Regions from separate parts of the Homo sapiens genome. Here region 1 is linked to region 2. A link is a contact called in ENCODE Hi-C or POLR2A ChIA-PET data. All regions are on one chromosome and are shown on one strand. Each heading gives the region's core, a stretch centred on a gene start or an enhancer-like site at or near the end of the contact. The rest is flanking DNA. Distances are from core to core; before and after follow the strand shown. Region 1 holds the start of CERKL (CERK like autophagy regulator). Region 2 overlaps CERKL (CERK like autophagy regulator).

Region 1 (3,228 bases), core at 148-2,647, 70 kb before region 2:
GGAGCATTAAACAGTAAGAGTCCTAGCTTAACTGGTGCACAGTGCTTTATGTTTGGTAGGGATTTGGTTAGGCCTACAAACCGTCTGAGCTAAGAACCTTGAGAAACTCCTGCTATAGTTAGCTCTTTCTGTGACTCTGCAGTGTGACCAGGAATGAGGACAGAATTAAGAATTTGCTGCCTCTATGATAGAACTGTTTAGGCACTAGAACACTGGAACTAGATCTACAACCCTATGAATTTAATTTCCTTTTCAACTCCCCTACTCCTTCTTTTCAATATGATGATAATGATCTTGTTTAAAAAAAAAAAAAGCCTTCTGCTTTACTTCCCACTCTGCTCCTCTTCCCAGGGACTCACTTTCTTCCTGACTGCTTCCCCATTACAAGTACTCAGCTCCCTGTTTTATCACCCTGCTTAGAGCAGCCATTATCAGCCTTGGCTGAACATTGGAATTACCTGGGAACTTTTAAAAATCCGGAAGTCTGGGTCTCGCCTCCAGAGATTCCAGCTTAGTTGTCTTGAGCGTGGCCTGGACATTTGGGTTTTCAAAAGTTCCCTATGTAACTTTAATGTGCAACCACAATTGAGAATCACTAGCCTCCAGACTCTCTGTGTTATCAAAATTAATGAGCAGCTGATTTTAGAAATCTCAGTTATCAGGAGAAAAGGGTGAACCCCCCCAGGGCTCTTCTCCTTTTCCAGGTGACACTTCTTTATGGCAGTGCGTGAAAGTGAAGCCCTGCTGCTTGTAATCTCCCTCAAGGGAGTGCAAGATCCAGGCAAAGACAAGACTGCAGAGGCGCTACCTTGGGGGAAAGTAGGACCCTAAATACTTACACCTGGAGGCACTTACCTTTAATACTGAATTTGTCAGATGCAAATTTGTCTATGCAAACCAGGGCCTTATCTCTAGCTTCCCCTCAGGGGTTTTGGGAAGTGCGCTACTACTCTGAAACAGGGTTGTAAAGCGTCACCTGTGCTCTCCAGGGAACCCTCTGGAAAGGAGGTGGAAAAACAGAGGCTTCCACCCTTGCAACTCTAAGTGTGTTCCTTGGCCAGTGGGATCCATCACCTAGTATTTTCTTAGATATGTGGTATCTGGGGGCCAGTCCCACACCTATGCAATAAGAATCTCCATTTGAACAAGATGCCCAAGCGATTATATGCAAGTTTAAGATTGAGGAGGGCTGGTTTAACTCGAGGGTAACGAAAAGTACGAAATCGTACTTTACAGGAGAAGCTAGGCGGAGGGAGCCACTTATTCTTCCTCTTGCAGCTGGGTCTTTTTGTGGTGAGTGGCGAAGCGGCGAGGCTGGCAGGCCAGGGTGCTGGACTGGGTCAGGCGCGGCCCCGCCTCCCTCCTGGGTCCCTGCCCTGCGCGCCGTTGCTGTGGCAGCGCTGGACGCGGCTAGAGCTGGGGCTGCCGCGCCCTCCACCTCCTTCTCCAAAGGCCTCCCCGGACCCCTGGCTCGGGCCCAGCCTGCGACTCCGCCATGCCCTGGAGGAGGCGCAGGAACCGGGTGAGTGCCCTGGAGGGCGGCCGGGAGGAAGAGGCGCCCCCGGAGGCTGCCGCTGTGCCTCCGGCGCTGTTAACGTCCCCGCAGCAGACGGAGGCGGCGGCCGAGCGGATTCTGCTCCGGGGCATCTTCGAGATCGGGAGGGACAGTTGTGACGTGGTGCTGAGCGAGCGAGCACTGCGGTGGCGGCCCATTCAGCCCGAGCGCCCGGCGGGTGAGTGCCCGGCCCCAAGCGTCTTCGCCTCCCTCCGCGCTTCCTCCCTCTCCCCGGCCCAAGGCCTACACCCACGAGCTTTTGCTCCACCCTCCCCTTTTCTCGCCTCCCCTCCCCGTGCTCGCCTCACTGCCCGGACAGGTTACCGAGTCCCCAAGTCGCCGCCTCCTCCTTCCCAACTGGGAACTCACGCCTCTCGCCCCATCCCAGAACCCCCAGGGATTCTTTCGCTACCTAGCCTTTTCCCGCCTCCGAGACCTTCCCCGGGCAAACGTCACAAGCAGCTTTTGCTCAGAGTCTCAGCAGAAAATCTTGAGCCCCAAAGGGGAGGTAATTTACAAATGTGAGAAGGTCAACTACTCCTCCCCTCCAAGTTGAAAAAGTTTTAATCCATTAACTTTGATGGTACATTGAAACTATAAACATCTCACAGATTATGCCTACACAAGAGTTCTGAATCCAACTCTCATTTTGCTGACTTGAAAATGTAACTCCAGAGCTTTGGGAGTGTTTCTGGGTTTTTTTCTGCCCCTCACCTTCCTTGCCATTGTCTAGAATTAAGACTTCTTCAGGCTCGGTCTAGAAACTTTTGATTTTTAATATTGACCCTAGATTATTGGATCACAGTTTTGCGATGCTTAGTTACGTCAAGCGGTTTGCTTAACGTTTGCCTTTTATTGACTTAAAATTTTAGTTACCTAAAAAAGTTATAATGCTGTAGTTTACAACAAATACTTCGAGTCTATTTTCACGTCTTAGTCAAATAGCCTTATAGACTTAACAGATATTTTATAAAGACCATTTTGCAAGTCTTATAAGTAGACTTTCATATAGTCTTATTTCTAAGTCCAAACTCGAGAAATACTCCCCATTGTTGAATTAGCTTAGATGTGAGCGGTGAAAGACAGATGAAATGGGGGAGGAACTACATCAAGGTTACTCTACTTGCGAGGAGATGACTTGGGGGAGATGGAATTTGGTATTCAACCTCTTTTAGCTAAATACAAATTTATGAAATTAAAAAAATTGCCTTCCCCTGTTGGAAAACAAGACACAGTGTGGTATTTATGTTACAGAATAGACTCACTGTCTTAAAGTCTTGCTCAAAAGTCTAACAAAATGAAACCAACTAGCCAGGGATTCAGCACTGGTTGCGATTGTGAATTCTGCCTGTGCTGCATGTGCCATGCTCGCTCGCTTCACGAAAACAGTCTTTGACCTTAAAGTGTTTTCAGGTGTTTTAAAAACCAAGGTGTAGTATTTTCTTGAACCTTTTAAGTTAAAAGCTAGGGATATAGCTATGGAATTATTTGTAAGTCTTTCAGGCAATTCGAGTTATGCAATATAGAAGTTTATAATTACAGTTTGGATTAGCCCAAAGAGCCAGTTTAACCTACAGTGCAGCTGAAATGCTATAGAATTAAAATGAGACATTGTGCAATGAGAGGTCATACAAACCAATGTTGCAGTATTTGTGTACAAAAAAAGCAAACAA
Region 2 (3,336 bases), core at 223-2,722:
GATAGGCTGAGGGATCAAGGAGATGTTGGTCACGGGATACAGGATTTCAGTTAGATAGGAGGAAGAAGTTCAAGAGGTCTATTGTATACCATGGTGAGTATAGTTAATTATAAAGTATACTTGAAAATTGTTAAGAGTAGATTTTCTGTTCATACCACAAAATGATAAGTATGTGAGATAATGCATATGTAAATTGGCTCAATTTAGCCATTTCACAATGTATATATATTTCAAAACAACATGATGTACATGATAAATATACAGTTTATTTTTAATTAAAAATTTTAAACTCTCTAATTGGTCTTCAACATATAGTACACAAGTCTTTTCACGACTCTTTATAATGGAACATATGTTCTTGGAATGCTAAAAATTATTTTTTTTGGAGGCCCTGCAAATAACTAAAAATTTATCTTAAAAGCCACACCTAATTACTTACATATGATCCAGAAAGGATACTTTGAAAAAGCTTTTTAATTGATAAAATCATTAAGGTAAAACATATTCATAAAAGTGTTCTCTAATAATTTTATAATTTTCTAGTTCATGAAGGATTAAATATACAACTATCATTTGAATTGGATTTTTTATGAGGTTAATTGTATTTAAATGCTAATTATTTTAACTAATTTTGTGGTTGACTTCTATGTAGAGTAGGGAAAAAGAATTTCCTAAAGCCAGTTACGTATATCTCTTTTTAGTCTGGATTTTTAATTAGGAAAAGTGATATAGTTAAATAGGTCTACTCTATAGCATCTTCTAAAATGAGTAAAAATTCATTATATCAGGATAAAAAATGATAAAGATATATGGATGACACATTTGGCTGAATTTTTCTTCTTCGCTGTTCTCTTGCTCTCTATTTAAATAGTCTTAGCTCTTTTATCATTTAAATTCTGAAGTATTGAGGTGATTATTCCGGCAGCAGGTGATTCTGCTAATTACTGTTCAGTCAGTTTTAGCTATTAGAAACAGAGATATGTTTACATTGCTGGGCTGCATGTAAATTTAGAAGTTACATGGCTTTGTTTTTACTTTGACTTACGGCATTAAAATTATTTTCATCTGTGTATGTAAAGATCTGCATCTATAAGCTTTTGTGGATAATAAGGTGAAATTGATGCATTTTAATATAAATTGCCAATATAAAATATCTCTAACTCAGACCTCTACTGGAAAGTTGTCAAATCTTATGTAGGAAAGGCTTTTACCATCACTGTTACACATTAACTGGGCATAGTTTAATATTAATAGCTCCTGAGACTTGTGGTTAACTGAGGTTTCTATTTCCTGTGTTTGGGTTTTATCTTTGCAACAACTTGGTTGCTTTTCTGTGTAAAATAGTGGTGAATATACACAAGAGTATGACAAGGTTCTGGGCTCTTAACTTTGATGAACACCATGCCATTTCCATCATGCTGCACTCAAAACAGCACAGATGTGAGTCTGGGAGTGGCGTCCCTGCCGCTCTCATGAGCCTTTGTTTGGAGAACACCCTGATTAACCCCCACCCTTCACGGTTCATTGACTCACTGATAGATCAAGTTTAAACTAGTATATATTAGCACATTTGTTACCAACAGAGGAACAGTTGGCCATTCTGTTTTACATTGCTGGTTCATTGCAAACTGGCGTGCTAAAAAGGTCTGTACTCTAGAGTATGAATTGGGAAGTTACCAAAGGACTGAGAACCAAGTCAGTTGCATATTAATGTTGAATTATACCTATATTTTAATCTTGGATTGTCTACTTGGGGGATGCTTACACTGTTGTCAAGTTATGAATAAGTGATAATTACCACTTTGAAATTCATCTTTTTTTTTCAAGGAGTTTAGGGGATTTAGGTGTCTCAATATAGCTTTCATATTAAACAGTTTGTCATAATTGGATGAGAGCAGAGCAAGGTCATGACTACCTGATGCCTTGTGTTGGAGCATTTTAAAAATGTTTTCCAGAGAGTTATTTGTACCTAATGACTTTACATAAGTCCTTACATTATACTTTATTTCTAGGTCACCTAAAAATGTTAATTGTTTAGTCAAGAGGGTTAGGATGTGTGTCTGTTTTCTCATGAAAAAAATTAAGCTGTTCCCTTTTTATCAATTTTCTTGCAATCTAAAGGCTTTTTTTTCTTACCTTCCTAACCTAGTGACTAAGGTCATCTTATTGTTACAGTTCCTTTCATGGGAGATAGGTTTACTGCATCATTTGGCAGTTTCATAGGGTGAATTTTGTCTTGGCTTCATCTTTCCTTACTGGTTGTCATCCCCTGGGCCACCTGCTTTTTTGCATTTTCCTTTCTCTTGTGAGATGATGAAGCTCTGTGCCCCGATGGGGATGAGAGACAGCACTCTGAGTTCAAGTCTAGGATAAGGCAATGGGCTTGCTTTTCAAAACAAACTAGTGTCATACGGGCTGCTGCTTTCAGGTCCACTGTCTGATTTTATCACTGATGACTTGTTTCTGGAAGGCAAACTGATTTAAGTTCTGAGCAAAAGGGTCGGTGTTTATTTTCAATGCTACTATTAATTTAGAGTTTTAATTTAGAAAAGATTTTTTACCAGTTCTCAAATATGATTTTTCTATTGACTTTAAGTTTGTAGATATAAGGAGTAGACATGAGATAGAGACTGAATTGCTTTTTTGTTTTTAAAACTTGGCAGTAATAAGGGGTTGCTTGTTTTTTCATGCTAAATATTTTTTCTAAGGGATCTAGATACCTATCAGAAAACTTAACTTTGATAACTCTGGTTCTTTATTAAGTATTTTTGTCTTATTTTAGGAATTAATAGAAATAGTTGTAATTTTAGACTTCCTTTATAAAATACCAATTTAAAGAGAAGCTTTTTGCTTAAATGATTGTTTTGCAGTGTTGTGCTTTTGTTTTCTTTAATGCAGTTGAAATCGCAGCTTTATAACTTATTTTTTAATTTGGGGTTTTTAAAAGAATATTAGTTATTTATTTATATTTATTGGGCACCTACTGTGTGCCAGACACTATTCTAGGAACTAGTAAACATAGCAGAGAGCAGAATCATGAAGTTCTTGACCTCAAGGAGCTTAAATCCTAGTGGTAGAGGGGGAATTCAAAAAAATCAAATAAATGTATTTCTATTATGTCAAGTGATGGTATGTACTACCAGGCAATCAGATGAAAATATTTCCTCTTCTATACACAGTGGGCAAGGAAGGCTTCATTGACTGTGGAGTTTTAGAAGAAAGCTGAAAGTAATGGGGAAAGAGAGCCATATCGATATATGAAGGAAAACATGGTCCAAGCAGAGGAAACGAAAAGTGCAAAGAATTGAGCAAGAAAGTCATGTTCAAGTGGAGTCA

The links. A loop is a pair of places that touch in the nucleus more often than their neighbours do. ChIA-PET counts read pairs that join two places held with the same protein, here RNA polymerase II (POLR2A). Pooled maps may share reads with other maps.
Region 1: a map with no recorded cell type shows a loop between it and region 2 (4-fold over the local background). The contact joins the promoter of CERKL here to the enhancer-like site in region 2. A Hi-C loop is called at or near these places in 2 of 168 maps with a recorded cell type or tissue (Caco-2 and IMR-90), 18 of 37 single-sample maps with no recorded cell type and 8 of 50 pooled maps. POLR2A ChIA-PET finds 5 or more read pairs at or near these places in 1 of 52 experiments (Panc1).

What each region holds. Positions count from the first base shown.
Region 1 is chr2:181,655,274-181,658,501 of GRCh38, reverse strand. CERKL (CERK like autophagy regulator) reads left to right here and starts at 1,397. Exons shown (of 13, transcript NM_201548.5): 1 at 1,397-1,733. The coding sequence starts at 1,496. RefSeq lists silencers at 1,310-1,539, 1,670-1,759.
Region 2 is chr2:181,584,932-181,588,267 of GRCh38, reverse strand. All of the region lies in intron 2 of CERKL (CERK like autophagy regulator), which reads left to right. Among named protein-coding and RNA genes, the nearest start is that of CERKL, 71 kb to the left of the region's middle. Within about 2 kb of position 1,472, at least 2 of the 41 ENCODE cell types and tissues checked have a DNase peak (open chromatin) inside an H3K27ac peak, as active enhancers do.